3 separate regions of the Mus musculus genome follow, and regions 1 and 2 are each linked to region 3. The links are chromatin loops, found by intact Hi-C in ENCODE. Cell type or tissue: heart. All regions are shown on one strand.

Region 1 (5,000 bases), 160 kb before region 3:
GACCATGTTTAAAAAAAAAAAAAAACATCATTTTTCCCCAGAGAAACTTACTTTAGTTGACTTGAGCTTCTTTTCATACTGAAGTCTTTCACCGTCCATTTCATTGACTTTTAGCCTCAAATCATTGATCTCTTGAATTAGCCCCTGTAATAATAATAATAATAGTAATAATAATAATTAGAAAAGGGTATGGCACAGTCACCAAAAGAGTAGCCAGAAAGCCCTAAGCCAGCACAGCTCCTTGGATACGAGTTTGAGAACCAGTCCTAATAAAGGGAGATCCAGTGAAATTTACCCCTAACTGCCAAAGCACACTTCCACTAAAATACTAACTTAACCTTCTAGTGCTTCTGCCCTAAGTGCTTATGAAAACAAAAACGTAGCTATGACTTTGACTAGAGAAATGCTATTGTGAGAACTGTGGGCCAGGACCCCAGTGTGGGGCTGGAAGGTTTGTGGAGCCTTGAAGCAGCAGTGTCTGCAGGGAGATTCTTGACCATTAGGAGCATGCCCTCGAAAGGGATTTGGGGACCCCAGCCCCTTGCCGTCTTTTCTGCTTCCTGCCTGCACGTCATGATAATGTGCTGCTTCAACGCCATCTCAAAGCAATGAGGCCCACTATTCATGGACTATGCTCTCCAAAACCGTTGGCTAAAATAAAACTGTCTCTTTATAAGCTGTCTTGGGTATCTGTTATAGTGATGAGTCCTTGTTTTCTTCCTGTTGCTGTGATCAAACGATCTGACACAATCTGACCAAAAGCAGACTGTGTGTGTGTGTGTGTGTGTGTGTGTATGTGTGTGTGTGTGTGTTTGTGTGTGTGGTGAGGGGAGGCGGGGAGGAATTATACTTCCAGGTCACTGTCCATTACTGAGGGAAGCCAGGGCAGGAAACCAAGTCTGAGACCTGGGAGCAGGAACCAGGAACCAGATGAGTGCTGCTTGCTGGCTCCTTCACTGCCTCACTGACCTGGCTCATGTCCACCTAGCTTTTCTATATCGTGCAGAAGATGGAGGCCCCACCATAAGCTGGACCTGCCTACAGCAGTTAAGAAAGTCAAGGCAATTCCTCACACCATGTCCACCTGACAACCTGACAAAGACCAACCTGACAAAGATGAATTACTCAATTGGGACTGTTGACAGGTGGTTCTAGGCTGTGACAAATTGATGTTCCATGCTCACTGTAACATCACAGAAACACAACTAATGCAGAAGGCTGTCTAACACCAACAAAGCCACTTAGCATCTGCTTCTATATTAAAACTAACTATGGACCCCACCTTTTCATATAAACTAGAGTATTTTCTCTTCCATTAACCTTAAAATTCTTTTCTGTGATGCATTATAGTTATTTAAAGATTTCTATAATTTTTGCCTAGTCTATAAAAATATAAACTTAAGTTTCTTTAAGCCAACAATCTCAACATGAAGGTAGATGAGGGTCTAATTAATATATATATATATATATATATATATATATATAGTATATTCATATATCTAATACAATAACATAATTTTATACATGTAAAATTTTAAAAGCCTAAATGATTTTATAACAGAATATAATTGTATACCATTTCTACTGCCATTTTAAAAATGTACTTGTGAAAGTTGTTTAAATAATTTGAATTCAAGTTTAAAAAGAATTGGTTTCTCTTGCTAGCTTATCTTGCCTGCATAGAAGCCAGGAGTGGCCTTCCTTCCTTTGATCTTTCAGGCTTTGCTATTGTTAACAGGCAGCTTTGAACCCCCGGCAGGGACTGCTATAAACATTACCCCTTCCTTTAGTGCTGACTGCAAAGATGAAGGAAGAATTATAGAAAACCAAATTACATAGTGGGGCCATTTTCCTATTTTTTTTTAAAGACAAACTATCCAATTGTTTTTGGTGGCAATGGATTAAATATGAATCTGAAGTTCCAACCTGTGAGAAGCTTGATATGCCCAAGACAAGTCGGGCTGGAAAATATGGAACTACCTCTTTAATGCAAAAAGAGAAAAGGAAAGAAAATCTTTTTAAAAACCAATGTAATCTAAACTACTACACTTATCAGCTCAGGCGCTACTCAGAGCTCTGCATTTTAGCCATCTGTGCCTACACCAGAAGGGGGCGCAAATCTTCAAGGTTTAAAGATTTTAACGCACTAGGTTTTGGAAACACCTATAAATGTTCCCCACTTACTTCAACATTTTCCTGGAAACCAACATCCAAACTCTCAAAATTATGGCAGTGTTAAGCGATTCAGGATTGCAGAATAGCTAGCTAAAAGTTTTATTTTTAAGGGGACATTAAGCCAGAACATGTACATATTCTATTCTGTTTCAACGTCTGAATGCTATTTTGATTATTTTAAATATAAATGTAAAATTACCAAATATACTGTAATGTATCCTGTGAATATGTGTACACCCTTATATCAGCAGTGTAAACTATTTCATAGGATATGATCAAGGATTGTGTTTTCTAGAGGTTCTCAGGGTCCCTGGATGAGAACACAGGAGAAGACAGAAGTAGGGAGAAACAAGGCGTGACAAACACCTGCTGCAAAACCTCACAACCAGCCTCATAACCAGATTAAACTAAGCACAGTGCACCAGGTAAGTAAGACTCCGCCTCCTACAGTGTGGACAGCCTCCTCAACTCCCTTCCTATCCGCCATCCAGCCTCCTAGTTCCCATCCCTACAGCCTCCTCCCACCACCACTGAAACAATCCTCCTGCAGCCCCAGCTACTACGAAGGTTCAACAGCAACTGTTCTATTAGGGATGAGAGGGTAAGGAAAAGGGAAAAGTCTAAACAGACTCTTACAGGAAAATAAAGCCAGATGGTGGTGGCAAAAGCCTTTATCCCAGCACTCGGGAGGCAGAGGCAGGTGGATTTCTGAGTTCGAGGCCAGCCTAGTCTACAATGTGAGTTCCAGGACAGCCAGGCTACACAGGGAAACCATGTCTCAAACATCAAAGGGGGTTAAAAGCCTTAATCAGTCTGATGAAGAGACTGAGCAGTGCTCTTGCCCTAAGGAGCACAGTGAGGGCTGAGGAGGGAGGGAAGAGACAGAACGAGCATGCGAGCATGCGAGCATGCGCTACTTACCTCTGTGTCTCTGAACCGATCTTCATAATCCAGCCTGTCCTTCTCTACGGCCGTCAGTTTTAACTTCAAGTTAGAGATCTCAGCCATCAGCTCCAGCTTCTGTGTCTCTAAGGAGGTCCTACTCAGAAGCTCCTGTTAGGATTCCAGATGTTCACAAGTTTTACATTACACATTTCTGTCGTGACGGCAGAGCGGCAACGGTTAAGTGTAGCCTGTGGGTGAAGTACTGCCACACACCACACGGCTGAGGATCACTTAATCTAGTGACCTCTTCTGAACAGAACTACAACGTGTCATCAGGGTGTCGGGGAGACGCATCTGGCAGACTCCTGAGCCCAACGACAGCACTGATGGTGCTGTGCATGGTGCCTGCTATATCAGGAACTGGGAGACATGCTCATGAGTTCAGTCCCTGCAAAAGTCTCCTGAGGAAGAAGAGCTTATCAGCCTCATTTATCAGGGTTTCTAGAAACATGGAAGCCTAGATCACGAGGACAGGGAGGTCCGGAGCCTGTCAAGGCAGGCAATAGCACAGACTGATGTTCAACAGCAGCAACTCTGCATCCAAATACAGTCTCTGCGGCATCACAGGCTTTTCATCCACAAGCCCCATGTACGCACTGGGACGCATATATATATATGAGGTTTTGCCTTAACAAGCCACATATGGTGATTTTTCATCTCACGGTTGAGAGTTAGAAATAATATGAGCGCAAAAGATCAACTTATAATTCCTGTAATATTGTGTTCTCTCATAACTGCACAGTGTTGTGTGTCTCTGTGGTTTTAGACTCTGCTACTCTAGACTTCAAACAAAACAGTCTAGGGATTCTGGAATTTACTGCTGCTGAGACAAGACAGGAATGTTGCACCTCAGATAACACAATCCAGCATCCCCTCCCCCACCAGCTTTGGCCCATACCTGCTGCAGCATTTCTTCAGTGGCATTCAGCTTCTCTCTGTGCTCTTCAAGACAGAACTCCAAATCCCGAATCTTCTCTCCCTGAGCCTCCACCTGGTCTGTCAACACACTTACCTATTAAATCAAAGCAAGAGGCTATGAGTTTGAAAGGCTCTGGGCCCCAAAGCATGGCTCATTCTCTAACTGGAATGAGGACTAAGATCCATCACTCACGGTGGTTTAAAACATCACAAACTTAACAAGAGGACAGTGGTCCTACCCTTTGCTATTTATATTTCGCTTTGTGTGGATCAAGCCCAAGACTTGTGCATGCTAGGATAGGCAGGCTCTCTACCACCGGGCAGCCTCTGCAGCCCTATGCTGCCTTATGATCCAAGGATTCCTATTCAATTTAGGAGAAACATGGTGCTGATGAGAGATTTGCAGTTTCTTTACGCATTAAAACCATTTCAGTTGTCATTAGGAAAATCTGATGTTGAAGGCGATGGTAAGAGACTACTAGTCGGGAGCCACAGAGGAAGTGAGGAAACAGGCACAAAGGACCACGCAGATTTCACGGATCAATAATAAAAAGGAGCAAAGGTGAATAAAGACCTCAAATTCTACAAGCTCTTCCAAGATGAACATGGTCACAAGTGCGTTCAAAGCAAGGGCAAAGGAAGAGTGCTGTGGTGCACTTAGCATGAGTTCAGGTCCCAACACCAAAGAGGAAAAGGAAAAAGCCAGGGTACTGCACCACATGCCCAGGAAACAAACAGTGAAGCCCATCCCTCATCCCCAGGGTTCCATGCAGATCTACAAGTCTTCCCCCTGGGATACCAGCTGAATAAATACTCTTTGATCCACATCGTTCGAAACATAAAGATAAAGGCATTTTCTCTGTACTTAGGAACACCATGAGGAAGCAAGCAAAAGCAAGTACCGCATAGTACTCCCCAACAGCAGGCTCCACTCGGCTACTCTGTACGGTTTGTGTGTCATT
Region 2 (5,000 bases), 55 kb before region 3:
GAGTCTGGGATGCAGCTTCTGACTAACAATGAAGTCCACTCCCACTTCCTCCAGACCTGGCAACCAGGGAATCCTCACTGCTGAGGCACCCCTGCCCTCAAAGAGGAAACTGGCTTCACTCAGAAATCTCAGCTACATGCTTTCTATTTCTTGCTCTAAAAGAAAGTGCCTTGAAACTCTGAGAGCCAGTGTTGGAGTCAGAGTACTCAAAGTTAATTTTCCCCCAGAGAGACAATCACACTCAGTGACCCATGAGCAGAAAATCTCCAAGCAAGAAAAGGAGTTTGAAACAAGAAATAAAATCAGAATCCTGCCAATAGACAATTGCTTTCTCAAGTTAACAATCAGACCTTTTGAGTTCCCCTCACACTGCTGTCAATTCTTACTGAAAGCAAGGGTCTGTTTTGGTCCCACATCGGAAAAAAATCATATTCTCATTATTAAGAGTTTGTATACCATGCTTCCCAGCATTCCCCTGTTAAAACTCCTTTCCCAACCAGTAATGCTGGCACAGGCTTAACCCTAAGAGTTAGGAAGCAGAGACAGGCAGACTTCAGTGAGTTTGAGGCCTGAGCGGTCTGCACAGTGGCTCAGAACAGCCAGAGCTACATAGTGAAATCCTGTTTTAAAAATAAAAAGTAATAAAATAAAACTTAAACTCCTTTCTCTAAAAGTGAACCCTGAAAACACAACTAACAGCCTTCATTCAACTTTTTCTCAAGAAGCCCCAGGCAAGATCTAGATTGTCAGCCGCTTTCCTAACTGCTCTGGTGTATAAACACCAACAGAGTTATAGAATTGTGCCCCCAAGAAACCAGTTTTCCCACAGCTACGAATATATACAAGTGAATTTCTCACATCCTAACTGGACTACATAAAAAATATTTTACATTGATATGCAAGGATAACACTGATGTTCTTTTACTTAAGCAATATATGGTAGGATGTAAGGAAACTGAGAAAACATAAAACTATTTTCTCTTTACTTTCTGGGAAGATGATTCACATATTTGTGACACTTTTAAATATTCCCACCTGCACATATACTTCCCTGCTGGTTCTGTAGTAGTGTAGGAGACTGGGCTCAAGCATATGTCCCTGATGGGCATTCTCTTGTAATATGAGGAAACCGAGATTCAGGGTCTGAGCACACTTTCCAAATGTGTGGCGTGGCTCTGCAGTATTATATAGGGATTCTGGGGTTCCACCACAGTCCCCTGACTGGAATCTGGGGTATATTACAGGGAGTCTGGGTCCCATTGCAGTTCCCTGAATGGAGCGTATGGTATTATTGGAGTAGTTCCGGGGTGTGGGGTCCCACGAAAATTCCCTAACTGAAGTCTGTGGTGTGGTGGAGACTCTGGGGTGTAGGGTCCCAGAACACTTCTGTAATTGGAGTTCTGTGGTATCAGAGTCTATGGTGTGGTGGGAGGACAAGTGTGAAATGGGCTCACACTGTCCTGAATGAGTCTGTGGCGTGGTGAGATACCCACTGTGTAAAACTGTGCGCATGTCCCTGACTAGAGTTCCATGGTACTAGGATTCTGGGGTGTTCGGGTCCCAGCACATTTCCCTGACTGGAGTCTGTGGTGTGGTGGGGAGTCCAGGAGTGAGCTGGAAGCACACTTCTCTGACTGGAGGCTGTGGTGTGGTGGGGATTCTGAGGCGTGGGGTCCCAGCACACTTCACTGATTGGAGTTCTGTGATTCAGAGTCTATGGTATGGTGAGGGGACGAGTATGAGATGGGCTTATACTACCCTGGCTGGAGACTGTGGGTGTGTAAGGGGTCGGGGAGTCCGGGTGTGAGCTGGGAGCACACTTCCCTGGCTGCAGGCTGTGGAGGGAAGTCTGGATGTGAGCTGGGAACACACTTCCCTAACTGGAGTCTGGGGGGGGGGGTGCTGGGGGGGGTAGACCGGGTGTGAACTGGGAGCACATCTCCCTGACTGGAGACTGTGGTGTGAAGGAGAGACCGGGTGTGAGCTGGGAGCACACTTCCCTGACTGGAGTCTGTGGAGGGGAGTCTGGGTGTGAGCTGGGAGCACACTTCCCTGACTGGAGTCTCTGGGGGAGTCCGAGCACACTTCCCTGACTGGAGTTCTGTGCTGTGGGGAGTCCGGGTGAGGGAACCGAGGACCCAGACGAGCCCTTCCTGTCACCCCGAAGCTGCTGCCCCCCACTCACTAGAGATCCCCGAGAACGCGGGCGCGGGTCGCAGAAGGAACCGCCCGCGGCTGGCTTACCTGAGGCGGAGGGCCGCCGAGCTCCACAAGTTGCAGTTCCGCCTCCCGGGACCCGCCCGGCTGCCAGATCGCCACTCTCGACGCGGCCGCCCCCGCGCCCTACACGGCGACAGGAGCCGGGGCCGGAGCACAGCGCCCGGCTGACATCACCGCCGCCCAGGTGCCGCCTCCCCTCGGTCCTCCTCGTCCCACCGCCCCGCCCCTCCCCCGGCGGGAACCAGCCCCAGGGGCGGAGGGGGCGGGGCCTCGCGCTTGCGGCCCGCTGATTGGCCGGGCGCGCGGTCACTCCGAGGCGGCGCCTGGTCTCCCACATTCCTGGCCGAGCCCAGCGGAGCTGGGAGTGGGCGTCGGTGGGGAGCGCGCCCGGTCCGCTGCGGTCCGTAGGGCGCGGATAAAGGGCTGCGCTGAGCCGGGCGGTCGCTCGCAGCTCTTCCCGGGTCAGAAGCGACGCTCATCCCGAAAGAACGCCTCTGTGTCGCGGACCGAGCGGACGTGGCGGGCGGGGAGCCCCGCGGATAAAGTAAAAGGCCCCGGAGGGGAAACTGAGGACTTACAGAGACTGAGCGGACGAGGATCCCAGAGGTGGCCACCCTAGTTCCGCGTGGTCATCTAGCGGCGCTCAACCACGTGGCTGCTTTTGCATTTAGTAACGAGACAAAAATAAAAATAAAAAGACACGCAAGCTTCCAGAGAAATAAAATGAACTCTCCAGAGGGAGGGGGTAAATGTTTTACTATTTATATTTTTTCGAGGTTTTCCCCCCCTCTCCCCCCCCCCGCTGTGACACATATCAAGGCTGGTCTTCAAATTGTTATCTTTTTACCTTAGCCTTCCTAATAGCTGAGGTTACAGGCCCACACTCAGCAATAACCTGCTTTTTAAAGATTTTTTATTATTATTTTTGTTGGAGTTTGTTGTTGTTGTTTGTCCTGTCGTGAAACTGTGTGTGGACCAGACTGGTCTTGAACAGCTATCTGCCTGCCTCCGCCTCAAACTATTCAAATCAAAGATGTGTACCACCACACCCAGCTATTTTTGTTATTTTGTTTAATTATGTGTAGTATGTGTGTGTACCCATGGAGGCTAGAAGCATTGAATTCTCCCAGTTGTGAGATAGGGGCTGTGGGCTGAACTCAAGTGTTTCTGCAAAAAGAGCAGAAGAGGTTAACTGTTTGGCCATCTCTTCAGGCCCTATGCTGAACTTTTTAAGTCCCATAAGGCTTCTGTTTTGATGCACAACTGAAAAGGGAGAACCCTCACAACTGAGTTCAAACCACATGATAATAATTACTGTTGAACCAATTGCAGTGACTGAGCTAACAATTAAGAATTAACTACTATTTACCCTCTGGTGGATATCAGCTGTGTAATCCTCTTGGCTGCAAAGTCAGGGAGATTCTCAGGAGCCCTTCTTTCAGTTTCCCCTGTCAGACCCAGAACTGAACTGAATAATGAAAAGCAGCTTTATGGATACAGAATATGATTAGTTTCTGTTAGCTTTTTGTTGGCTATGAGCCTCCCCAGCCCCCACCGCCGCCGCTGCCACCACCCTGGGGAACGGAAGGTGGTGTGTTTGTGTATGTGTTGACTGGGGGGTTTGATTTTAGTTTTCTTGAGACAGATTCTTAAGTAGCTGAAGCTATCCTTGAACTCACTATGTAACATAGGCCAGCCTTGAACTCAGGAACCTTCTTCCACTAATCCCAGATGCTGGGATTAAGGTGTGTGACATGTGACTTTTCAGCTGGCTTTATTGTGTGTTCTTTGATTAATGACGTCGCACATTCGCCATTCTACCACAATGGATTCACAATGTCCCTCATTGTGTCCCATATGCTCTTCCCAGCCCACCTGTCCATGGGAAGTAAACTGATTTTAACATAAGGAGTCAAAGCCTCAGCAAGGTCCCAGCTGACTATAAAGCCGGATCCAGAGGATCTGACGCTCTCTTCTGTCCCCCAGGGGTACCTCTGGGCAAGAGACTCACATTTAAAAAAAAAATAGTATTGATTATTCATACTCCACACAGTTTCAGAAACTCTAAAGCTACACAGATAAACTAGACTTGCCCCCTGTGCTCGCACTGACTTTATATTGTCACCATGGTAACTGTCTGACTGACTCTATTCTGAAGCCTTCCCTTGAATTCCCCAGCGGTGATTGTCTACACCAAACCAAATGAGCTTCTGAAGTGTTTGTTTTTGTCATCAACATCTTGCCCTGAAATTCTCAGCTGGTCTCCTAAAACTAGCCCTGGTCAGGCTTCTATTTTATCCCCACCCCCACCCATCTCCCTCTTCTGTCCATCCCTCTAGTAGAGAGACTCACAGACACTGCTTGGGTGCCATCTTTTGTCACTTTCACCAAAGGTATAAGTAGATTGCCTACTCTTCTGTCAAGGTCCAATTAAAGCTTTGACCTGTCAGGACCTGCTGTGTGCCACAGTGAAATCACAGGGCAGGGTGGGGAGGTCTGGGAGTGGACCTCTACAGAGCTCTGCCACATGCTGTGTAACACTCAAATTATCTACTTGAAACTTCAGCTACTTCCACTCTAAGTGGGGCCCACAATGCCTACCAAGGTTACCGTGGGAGGTATTTTACAGGTGTGTAAAGGCTGAGTTTTACCTCGTTAAAGATATTTCCTGCCAGTGGCAATGGTGATACATGCCTTTGATTCCAGCACTTGAGAGGCAGAGGCAAGAGGATCTCTGAGTTTGAGGCCAGCTTAATCTACAGAGCAAGTCCCAGGGCACC
Region 3 (5,000 bases):
TTCCACACAGAGCCCTCAAGTGCCTCTCCCAGGCCCCAGGGAGTGGGAATTAATCCAAGGAAAGCCCCTCAGAAAGGGGAGAGAGGCACCTACTAGCCACTCCAGCAATTTCCCTGCTGTCTCTGGAGAGTTGTAGACATCACCCCTCTTCTATCTACTGCTGGGCACACCAGTCGCAGTCCGCTCTCCACCTGGGTCTGACACGGGCTCCAGGAACACAGTAGGCTCAGGAGATCTTGCCTGGCTCACACCACAGTGCTGAGCCTGAAGACCGGGACTGCAGTTTATTTATTCTGGTTTCAATGAGGCAGAGCCTCATCATGTTGCTCAGACCAGCCTCAAACTCACAGTGATCCTTCTGCCTCAGCCTCAGCCTCCTGAATACCTGCATTGCAGATACAGCTTTTAAAAGGCGACTACAAACAACCCCCTTTATTCCACCAGCTCCTGTTTCTTCTGTATTTCCTGGTGTCTTCCTGTCTCTCAACAGGTTTCTGCATTTATCAACCATATGGTGTCACTATTGAACTAAAGCCTCGTTTTTCTTCAGGCTATGATAAAATTCATGGCAACTTTGAAATCTCACTTTGCAGCTTGGGTTGGCCCGGAATTCTCAGAGAACTTTTTCACTCAGTCTCTGAGGACCAGGAGTAGACTGCCCCATCCCGCAGCCTTTTCTCTGTTATTTATAATATCCACCGAGTAAATGTCCTAGTGCGCTGCTGTCCAGTAGAAGCACATGCTGGCCACATTTAAAAAAATAAAAAGAGCAAGGTTTATGTATGTGACCCCAAAACCTGGGACACACAGCCCTGTGTCTACCATGGGCTCCACACTGTGGGTCAGAGTCACAGGATCAAAGCCAAGACTAGAGACCAAGCCTCTTACCACAGGGAAGCAGGCACAGGGACTCCCCTGATGGGGTCTCTGTCCAGGCTATTCCCCAACTCCGCTATGTTATTATAGTTGTAATTCTTAGGGTTGAAAATTCCAAACCTGAGCCAGTGCTCAGTGGTACAATCAATCCTCGAACCAGCATTTGGGGCAGGAAGGCTGCAGAAAGTTCTAGGCTAGCCTGGGATACAGGGTGAGTCCAGGTGTAGCCTGGGATACATAGGAAGACCCTGTCTCAAAAAAAAAAAAAACTACACACACACACACACACACACACACCAAACTGCAGTGCTGTCTTTATGATACTTTGATGCAATTTTTGGACAATTATTTCTTACTAAAAATTTAACAAATATGGCAGAAAAAGGTAATATTGTGTAAACTATAAAAGTCTGTCACGCCAATGCAATGGGATCAACCAAACAGAAACAGGAAGGAAACACTAAACATCTGAGGGTGGAGTACCACAAAACATGGGGTGGGGCTGGGGAGGGTGGATTCTGGGTCCAGGCCAGTAGGATCTGTAGAAAAACATTTCAGTGGGCTGAAAAGGAGTGAAGATATCCTCAGAGCTTGAGCCCAGCCATCTGCTCCTGAGTGTCAGGAATGGTCTGTCCTCTGGCTGAGAGAGGAACCGCCATTGTGAAGGGTGGTCATGGCCCTCGAAGCTCCTCTCAGACCATGAGGGTTGTTCCACCTGCTTTTGTTTTGAGATAAGGATTCACACTGTAGCCCAAGATGACCTAGAACTCCCAATGTAGCCCAGGCAGACTTCAGACTCACAGGCGTCCTGGAGCTGGGATGAGAGATGTGTGATGTCCTGCCCACCTGCTCTTTAGGACATATCACCATGACATATTATCCTCTAACACGAGCTGCTAGAAACAAGTCTGACTATGTGCCGTCCCCTAATGCAGTGTGTGGGCAGACCCTCTGTCTGCTGGACTCCAGCATCCTTCATGCTTCAAGGCTGAGGCTTCCAAATCACAGGTCTGACAGAAGTTCTGTTTGACCTTCTATAGCCCAAATAGTTGGCACAACGCAAGGTCACAGAAGGACACTAGGGTGAGGGCTCAGAGGACCATTCAGGGGCTGGGAGGAGATGTAGCAACACAAAGAAGAAAGAGTGGGTCTGAACACCGTTCAGTTTCAGCTCAGCTCATCTAGCTGCATTTGAGAAGCACAGAAGAGGGCCTGTGTAAGTATACTCAGCAAAGACAATTAAATTAAAATACAATCAGTGTGACTTGACTCCATGGCTAAGAGCACTAGCTTCTCTTCCAGAAGTCCACACTGCAATTCACAACTGTCTGTAATTCCAGTTCCAGGGGACCTGATGCCCTCTTGTGGCCTTTACAGGTACAGGCAGGCAAGTGGTACACAGACATGCGTGAAGGGAAAACACACACACACACACACACACACACACACACACACACACACACACACACTCTAAAGTATGACTCTTCAGAAAGGCAAATAGGCAGAAATTTAAATAATCTTTTTTTATTTATTTTAAAAGACAGGGTTTCGTGAATCCCAGGCTGACCTTCAATCTGCTTTGTGCCAAGGCTGGCTTTGAATTTATGATCCTCCTGAGTGCCAGGATTACAAAGTGTGCACCCAAATTGGTTTACAGTGCTAGGAACTGAACCCAAGACTTGGTGCTAGGCAAGGACTCTGTCACCTGAGCTGCATTCCTGGGCCAGAATTTTAAATCATCCTAATTCTTACACTCCATTTGAGCTACCTCTGGGTTAGTTACTTTTTAAAAATGCCTTCTAAATTCCAAATTATTAGAAGAAAGTTGGCTTCTAAGTGATTTCTCATTGCCTCATGATTTTAGGGACTGTATTTAAGCTGGGAATTGTGATATATGGCTTTAATCTCAACACTTGGGAGGAAGAGGCAGGCGGATCTTTGAGTTCAAGGCCAGCCTGGTCTACAGAGTGAGTTACAAGACAGCCAGGGCTACACAGAGAAACCCTGTCTTGAAGACAAAAACAGAAAACAGACAGAACAAAACAAAAATCCCAAACTCAAAAACAAAAGTATATATATATTTAAAAAAAGCCCTAACAATATGGTTGGTAGCAGTTTTTGGTCAGAATATTTTAGCAAAAATATGGCAGCCTGACCCCCAAGCTGCCTTCTCACTGTGTAAAGAGGGATTGATAAACTTGGCTGTTTCTCTTTGGAGGAGCATGTGTGACTCCGCACATCCCAGTGAGAATAAAGGGCAGATATATAAAAGTCAGTAGACTAGTAATAAGAGATAAAAAATGTACCAATACAGTGCTCAAGAGTACAGTGTTTTGTCAATGAAACACTCTGAAATGATTCTCATGTTAAAGTACAAAGCCAAAATGCTAGAGTGCCCACTGGATGTCACTGAAGTCCCCAGGGTCACCCAGGCCCCCCTCTGCTTCGAGGTAATTCATGAATGCAGCCATGTCTATGCTGTCACTGTCACACAGGACATCAAAACCCAGCTGGGCACTGTCACCTGTAAGTTAAAACACAGGACTATGTAAGTACGGGCAGGTCGTGATAAATACCTACAGTCAGTGAGACTGGAGAGAAGGCTCAGAGGTTAGGAGCACTCGTGCAGGGGCTCCACGTCGGGGGCTCACAACCATCTGTAACTCCAGCTCCAGGGGATCTCTAGATGTAGGCACTAGGCATGTGTGTGGTACACAGACATACATGTGAGCAGAACACTCATGCACGTAAAATAGATGTAAAAACACAACTGTAGTCAAGAACAGCAAGGCCAATGGCAGGGTCCGAGGTTCTGTTAGTGAAGGGCTTGCCACGCATGAAGCCCTGAGTTTGATGCCCAGCGCTGGATAAACCAGGCATGGTGGTATACACCTGCAACCCCAGCATGAGGTGGGAGAACCAGAAGTTCCAGGTGATCTTTAGCTACAGACATGTGAGAGCCCAACCCGGGATACAAGAGGTAAACCTGGGTGAGGCTTAGCGTTTTATTTTATTTTATCTGCATTGGTGTTTTGCCTCCACATATGTCTGTGTGAGGGTGTCAAATATTGGAGGTACAGACAGTGGTGAGCTGCCATGTGGGTGCTGGAGATTGAACCCAGATCCTCTCGGAAGAACAGTCAGTGCTCTTAGCCATTGAGACATTTCTCCAGCCCCCAAGTCTTAGCTTTAAATGTCAATTTGCTGCAATCTAGAACCTGGGAAGAGTGTCTCAGTGAGCAATTGTCTGGACCTGTGGGAAGAAGGCCTGTGAGGAACTTTTATAGAAGAGCTGCCCTGACTGTGGGTGTTACCATTTCATGGGCTGCGTCCTGAATTGTGTGAGGACAAAAGCAAACAAGTTAGCGTGAATCCTTTCTGTCTGCTGTTGACCATGGCTTGACTAACAGCCTCCTCTCGGTGATGGGCTGTGGCTGGGAACCGTGCGCTTCCTCGACTTTCTTCTCTAAGCCACTTCTCGCTTTATCACACTGACAGGAGGAACTCAGAACACATGTCTTTAAATTAGTTAAAGCCAGGGAAAGCGAAATACATGTCTTAAATTGCAGAAGTTGGATTTTTAAAATATTATTTTATTGTACGTATATGTGTGTTTTACCCGCATGTATGTCTGTGTGTCTTGTACATGCAGTACCAGAGGAAATGCCGTGTGTGTGCTGGGAATTGAACTCGGGTCCTCTGCAAGAGCAGCCAGTGCTCTTAACCACTGCGTCATCTCTCCAGGGTTCCTGCACTTTTCCTTTATTTATTTTATTTTATTTTATTTTATTTTTTAGCACGAGCCTTTTTTAATTTCTTGGTAATTCTTGAGAATGGACATTTTTTTCCTACATGGAAATACTTTTAAATTTTTATTTGAATTATGTGTATTCAGCAAAATCCTAAAAGGCTCAACTGATGACTGCACCCTTTGTGACAGGTTTAGTGACTGACGCACATCTTCATACCAAGAATAACTGATGGGGCAGGAGAGAGAGATCAGCAGTTACGTGCTCTTCCAGAGGAGCCCTGCTTGATTCCCAGCACCCACGTGGCAGCTCACAACCTGCAGCTCAGGTTCTAGAGTAGACAATAACCTTTCTGAGGAGACTGCATACGTGAAG

Evidence for each region. Hi-C counts contacts between places; a loop is a spot of excess contacts. Peaks named below come from ENCODE experiments on the same cell type or tissue, not always from the same donor. Only the 100,000 strongest peaks of a DNase experiment are listed, where the experiment ranks them.
Region 1: a loop joins it to region 3, with 6 times the contacts of the local background. A loop is called at or near these places in 35 of 42 quality-filtered maps.
Region 2: a loop joins it to region 3, with 2.5 times the contacts of the local background. A loop is called at or near these places in 9 of 42 quality-filtered maps.

The regions. Positions count from the first base shown.
Region 1 is chr6:146,991,534-146,996,533 of GRCm38, reverse strand. It overlaps Ppfibp1 (PTPRF interacting protein, binding protein 1 (liprin beta 1)), which reads right to left. Exons shown (of 31, transcript NM_001355728.1): 6 at 4,019-4,132; 7 at 3,097-3,228; 8 at 52-144. Among named protein-coding and RNA genes, the nearest start is that of Rep15, 39 kb to the left of the region's middle. In heart, a CTCF peak has its summit at 2,103 (motif pointing right); no DNase peak of the experiment used is centred here; H3K4me3 peaks cover 771 bases; H3K27ac peaks cover 977 bases.
Region 2 is chr6:146,885,928-146,890,927 of GRCm38, reverse strand. Ppfibp1 (PTPRF interacting protein, binding protein 1 (liprin beta 1)) reads right to left here and starts at 2,434. Exons shown (of 31, transcript NM_001355728.1): 1 at 2,245-2,434. In heart, no CTCF peak of the experiment used is centred here; DNase peaks (open chromatin) are centred at 1,587 and 2,477; H3K4me3 peaks cover 3,218 bases; H3K27ac peaks cover 2,895 bases.
Region 3 is chr6:146,830,910-146,835,909 of GRCm38, reverse strand. Arntl2 (aryl hydrocarbon receptor nuclear translocator-like 2) reads right to left here. Exons shown (of 15, transcript NM_172309.2): 15 at 2,381-3,400. The coding sequence ends at 3,264. Among named protein-coding and RNA genes, the nearest start is that of Smco2, 17 kb to the left of the region's middle. In heart, a CTCF peak has its summit at 2,207 (motif pointing left); no DNase peak of the experiment used is centred here; H3K27ac peaks cover 847 bases.